Linked DNA regions of Homo sapiens: region 2 is linked to region 1. A link is an interaction called in ENCODE POLR2A ChIA-PET data of the cell type or tissue named here. Cell type or tissue: A673. All regions are shown on one strand. Links, peaks and the distances in the headings refer to the core of each region. The heading gives the core; the rest is flanking DNA.

Region 1 (2,910 bases), core at 146-2,645:
CAAGTACCCCTTGGAAAGTCATGCTGTGTTCCCCAGGGGTTCACATACCCCAGGCATTCACACACAGGCATGCTGAGCAGAGCAGGTGCCATGGTTAAGAGCTTGATGTAAAGATAACCTTGACCTCCTGGAGAGGAGGTGGAAGCTGCTTTTCATAACCCAGAGCTGCCTTGCCATTCTGCTTTTTCCCTTTAGAGAGAATGTCTCCTTGGCCTTATTTCCTCTTGTGTAGCAAATTCCTTTCTTAAACTTCTCTGGATATGTCCTTAAGTTTTTATTCAGCCTACATCTAGAGTTTTTTTTTTTTTTGAGACCGGGTCTCACTCTGTTACCCAGGCTGGAATGTAGTGGCACGATCACAGCTCACTGCAGCCTCGACCTTGTGAGCTCAAGCGATCCTCCCATCTCCGCCTCCTGAGTAGCTGAGACCACAGGTACAGACCACCATGCCTGACTAATTTTTGAATTTTTTGTAGAGGTGAGGTCTCATTATGTTGCCTGGGCTGGTCTTAAACTCCTGGGCTCAAGTAAACCTCCAACCTTGGCCTCCCGAAGTGCTGGGATTACAGGCATGAGCCACTGTGCTCAGCCCTACCTCCAATATTTATTTGTTTGAAACATAGTAAAAGTTTGAGGCTCTTTGGGATAAAATGCTTGGGTTCGAATGCATACTTGCTGTTGAAATTTGGATCCATCCCTTCCTTCCTTCCTTCCTTCCTTCCTTCCTTCCTTCCTTTCTCTCTTTCCTTCTTTCTTTCCTTCCTTTTTTCTTTCTTTCGGCAGCAATCCTCCCATCCCAGCCCCCCTGTAGCTGGGACTACAGGCACGTGCCACCACGCCTGACTAATTTTTTGTAGAGATGGGGTTTCACCATGTTGCCCAGGCTGATCTCAAACTCCTGAGCTCAAGCAATCTGCCTGCCTCAGCCTCCCAAAGTGCTGGGATTACAGGCGTGAGCCACCACACCCTGCCTGGAAGTTATTTTCTAAGCCTCAGTCTCCTCTTATGAAAGCTTGTTGTGTTTTGGGGAAGTAGGTGGTTTAATGCAAAGTTCTGAGCATGTGTCAGGAACAGTAAGCACTTGATAAATGTGAGTTATTATTATGGGTATGTGGTCTAAATTTGGTCTATCTTTTAAATCTGCCCAGGACAGGAAATGCTTATAAAATGCTTTGAGACTCAAAAGATAAATCACTGTAATCATCATGCTACTCTGCTCCTTATTAGCCCTATTTTACTGGGGAAGGTTGAGTAAGATAGGCATGTGCTGAGTTAGGGCTGTGGGGAGTGTCAGTGCCTCAGAAACTAAGCAGGGCATCCACAGTGTCTGAGCCCCTCAGCCTAAACTCGGTTTCCATTTTAGCCTCTGCTTCCCTGGCCAAGGCGCTCAACTCCACTCTGTTCACTCCTCCATTCCACCCCAGAGTTGACCTTGGCCCATTGGAAGAGCTCTTGGGCTTGAATCCTACACTGTCACTAATAGTTATTGAGCTTGGGAAAGAAACTTCTCAAAATATATTTCCTCTACCGTAAAACAGGATTAGCAGTACCTCTCTTAGGGCTGTTGAGGGGGTCAAATGAAAGAAGCCTATGGAACTCCTTGAACAGTACCTGGGCATGTATCAGCCCTCCAATTATTCCTGAATGTTACAATTACAGTAGGTAACCATTAGGAAATCTTCTTGTGCCTAATCATGCAAGGAAGATAGGCATGACCCAGGCAGATAAGACGGTTTCACATGTCTTTGCCAAAGCAGGGCCTAGTGCTGGAAGATAAAGCGGGTTTGGCCTGCTTTGGTGAAAGGTTGGTGGGTGCTTGGGAATTTAATCTAGGGCAGTCAGGGCCATTTTGAAATGGAGCTGCTTGTTTATTCAACATTTGGGATTTCACCTTTGTTGACAATAATACTGAGAAACATCATCCTCATCTATGAGGTGAGCTCTTTGGCAGCCATGTTTGTACCATGTGACCTCATCTTTGATTGGACCAGAATAGACACCTTACCTAAACGGGGCCAATCAGGTTTTCCTTTCCAGGGAACTTGGAATTGAGACTCACATGCTCATTCTGGGATCTACCTTTTTTTTTTTTTTTTTTTTTGTGAGACAGAGTCTTGCTCTTTGCCCAGGCTGGAGTGCAGTGGTGTGATCTCGGCTCACTGCAACCTCCGCCCCCCGAGGTTCAAGTAATTCTCCCACCTCAGCCTCCCGAGTAGCTGGGATTACAGGCGCCTGCCACCATGCCTGGCTAATTTTTGTATTTTTAGTAGAGACGGGGTTTCACCATGTTGGCCTGGCTGGTCTTGAACTCCTGACCTCAGGTGATCCTCCTGTCTTGGCCTCCCAAAATGTTGGGATTACAGGTGTGAGCCACTGCACCCGGCTGGGATCTACTTTTGAATGGAAGGGATATGAAAACTGGGTGATAGGGTGTGGTCATCTTCTCCCATATGGATTGAGAGGCAAGGAAAGCCAAGCTGCAGGAGGTGAGCAAATGACATAAAAAAACAGAGGAGGGAGGTGGAAATTGTATGTATCTGAGTTCTTGACAGTTCCCACTTCCTGTTTCAGACTCCTCCTCAGGCCTGAGCACATTCTGACCTTTGGATTTCATGAGACACTTCTGAATCCTTAACAATAAATCCATTTTTGATTGCTTACACTGGATCATGTTGTATGTTAAGCTATTTTGCTCTCAAGTTACAGAAGCCAACTTGAGCCATCTTAAGCAGAGAGAGGAAATTAGTGGAAGGTGCTGGGGGCATCTCATGAGATCTGGGAGGTTTAAACAACCCAATTTTAGGAGGTGCTGGTACAAGGGCAGCCCTGGGTACTTCAGCCACAGATGGGAAAGCCACCTTTCTTCTCACCTGCTGTCATTAAGATGCTTCACCTTTGGGCCTCTCAGTT
Region 2 (2,910 bases), core at 285-2,784, 590 kb after region 1:
GCAATTGGAGTTCTCATTACCTTACCAAGTGATAAAGAAATCTCATGAAAACTTGCTGCAGAATATTCTGTATATCACATTGTATTCCCAGGGACAATATGGCTATACAGGTCACAGGTAAAGAAAGTCTTCAAATTCTTACTATATAGTGAAATTCTGAAACATCATCTTAAGATATACAGAATCACTTTCATGTTTTTGCTGGCACCTATTTGAGGCACAGTATTTTCAAAAGATTTAAACTTCATAATAAAGAATTGTAACCACCGAATGGGTTCACCTTGCGTGCTACCTAGACAGAGCTGATTTATCAAGACAGGGGAATTACAATGGGGAATAACAATGGGGAATTGCAGAGCCAGCTGTGTGGAAACCGGAGTTTTATTATTACTCAAATCAGTCTCCCCGAGCATTCAGGGATCAGAGTTTTTAGATAATTTGGTGGGTAGGGGCTTGGGAAGTGGGGAGTGTGCTGATTGGTCAGTTTGGAGTTGGACTCATAGGGGGCAAAGTGAGCTTTCCTTGCTGTTTTCTGTCACTGGGTGGGATGGCAGAACTGGTTGAGCCCAATTACCCGTCTGGGTAATGTCAGCTGATCCATCCAGTGCAGGGTCTGCAAAATATCTCAAGAACTGATGTTAGGTTTTACAATAGCGATGTTATCCCCAGGAGCAATTTGGGAGGTTCAGGCTCTTGGAGCCAGAGGCTGCATGACCCATAAACTGTAATTTCTAATCTTGTAGCTAATTTGTTGGTCCTGCAAAGGCAGACTGGTCCCCAGGCAAGAAGGGAGTCTTTTTGGGAAAGGGCTATTATCAATTTTGTTTCAGAGTCAAACCATGAACTGAATTCCTTCCCATAGTTCGGCCTATGCCCAGGAATGAACAAGGGCAGCTTACAGGTTAGAAGCAAGATGGAGTCAGTTAGGTCTGATTTCTTTCATTGTCATAATTTCCTCAGTTATAATTTTGCAAAGGCGGTTTCAGTATTGCTACAAAAGTTAATGACCACAAGGAGAAACTCACTCACCATTACTTATTGTGTGTCGCTCTTATAAAACAAGCTTAGAATGGACTTTGGATTTCAGAAGACACCTGTAGATTTCCCTGACATCTCAGAGCAGGGATGAATAGTGTAAGATTCTCCCTGGGACCTGAAAGCTTAAGGAGATGAACAACTCATCCCTTCTCAGGCCCAGTCCCAAGGCACAAGGCTACTTGTACCAGCAGTGTGCACCAGCAAGATAGCAGAAGCAGGAAGAGAGCCGGCCGGAAAATACGTACCCCTGAAGATTGAGAAAGAGGCCATCCAGGTACAACAGAGCAATTATGTCAGACTAGGACACTTCCTGTTTACAGGAGACTATAAAACCTTTGTCCCATCCTCACTTGGGGCTGATGCCATTTTAGGCCTCAGCCCACCTGCACCCACGCGCTCATCAAAACAGCATGTTGCTCCTCACCACCTCATGTTGTCTGTTGGTGCGCTCTCAGGGTTCCAACCGATACAAGAACCGTACATCTGGTGCTGAAACCCGGGAGAGGTTCTGGTCCACGTCCCCTGTGAACCTACCCCTCCACCCCAGACAGCAGGCCACAGCAGCCAGACAAAGGAAGCTCCTCGATCTCCAGTTGCCTCTCTGTGCATGCACATTGGTCACTGATCTTGCTTACTGGTAAGTTTCCTCAGGGGCCCAGTTAGCAGGGAAAATTCACACGGCCTCTCTTAGTTTCTCTGGTCCGAATATCCAGTGTTGGTCCAAGAAGGCGCCGGCGTGTGCCAGGCACTCGCTGATCATCTGGTCTTAGGGGGATGCCTCTAAGCCATTTGATCGTGTTCCAGGAACGAAAAAGGCAGCGGTGACAGTTGCTCCTTTTATCATCTCCCTCCAGGATGGTCTCCTTTTTCCCTGTTCTCCTGAGCCTACCCTCTGTTATGGGAAACTCCGGTCCTCCATTCCAAACAACAGCCCTCTAGGCTGCTTCATAAAAAACCTGCAAACCTTAGGCCTCAGGCAAGATATTCGCTCTAAGTACCTGTCTTTTTTGCAATACAGCCTGGCCACAGTACAAATTAAATAATGGGTCCAAATGGCCTGCAAATAGAACATTCAACTTTACAATTTTAACTGACTTAAGCAATTATTGCCGACGACTGGAAAAATGGGAAGAAATTCCTTATGTCCAGGCCTTTTTGCACTCAGTTCACAACCCAACCTCTGCAATTCTTGCTTACCTGTTCAAATCCTTCCCCTCCATTCTCACCGCCCTGATCGCCTTTCTCCTCCCGACCCTACCTCATTTTTCTCGTTCGATCCAACTGACTGCTATCCACCCCTCCCAACCCCTACCTTTTCCTCTCAACCATCTTTTTTAACCCCCCAAGCCTCCTCGTTGTCTTCTCAGCTGCCATCTTCCCAGCTGCCATCTTCCCAGTCAGCTGTATCCACTTCTTTTCCTACACCATCCCCTCCTCGGGACAATTCTAGTATTGCCTGTACCCATTCTCCTCCCCCACTGCCCTCTCCTAAAGCTTGTAAACTCATCCCGCCACCTTACGCCCCTGCCTATCCTCCACTGCCTGTTAACCCTCCTTCCCCCTTCAAACCCTCAGAACGAACCATTATCTTAAACCTTCGGTTCATCTCCCAATCCACCCCCGATATTCGGTGCAAGCTTCAGAAGCTTGATGATGGCCCTCAAACCTCACAAGACCGTCTTAATTTAGCCTTCATAGTCTTTAACAATCGTGATAGGGAAAGTAAAAGGCAAAAACAGGCGGAGTTTCAAATGCTTGCCTCCGCCATCAGGGGCCCTGCAGGCCCACGGGTCCGCAGCTCCACACGGAAGCCTCCTAGCAACCTACCTCCACTTGGCACCTTTTCAAGTGCGGCAATGAAGGCCACTGGTC

The links. ChIA-PET counts read pairs that join two places held together with the same protein. Peaks named below come from ENCODE experiments on the same cell type or tissue, not always from the same donor. Only the 100,000 strongest peaks of a DNase experiment are listed, where the experiment ranks them.
Region 2: POLR2A ChIA-PET joins it to region 1 with 7 read pairs; 4 of 35 experiments call an interaction of 5 or more read pairs at or near these places.

Annotation. Positions count from the first base shown.
Region 1 is chr14:69,752,908-69,755,817 of GRCh38, forward strand. No RefSeq gene overlaps it. Among named protein-coding and RNA genes, the nearest start is that of SRSF5, 13 kb to the right of the region's middle. In A673, for the core only: no CTCF peak of the experiment used is centred there; a DNase peak (open chromatin) is centred at 1,184.
Region 2 is chr14:70,343,519-70,346,428 of GRCh38, forward strand. The region is part of intron 3 of SYNJ2BP-COX16 (SYNJ2BP-COX16 readthrough); the gene reads right to left. All of the region lies in intron 1 of COX16 (cytochrome c oxidase assembly factor COX16), which reads right to left. It overlaps LOC124903340 (a long non-coding RNA gene), which reads left to right and starts at 1,617. Exons shown (of 2, transcript XR_007064238.1): 1 at 1,617-1,675; 2 at 2,810-2,910. In A673, for the core only: no CTCF peak of the experiment used is centred there; no DNase peak of the experiment used is centred there.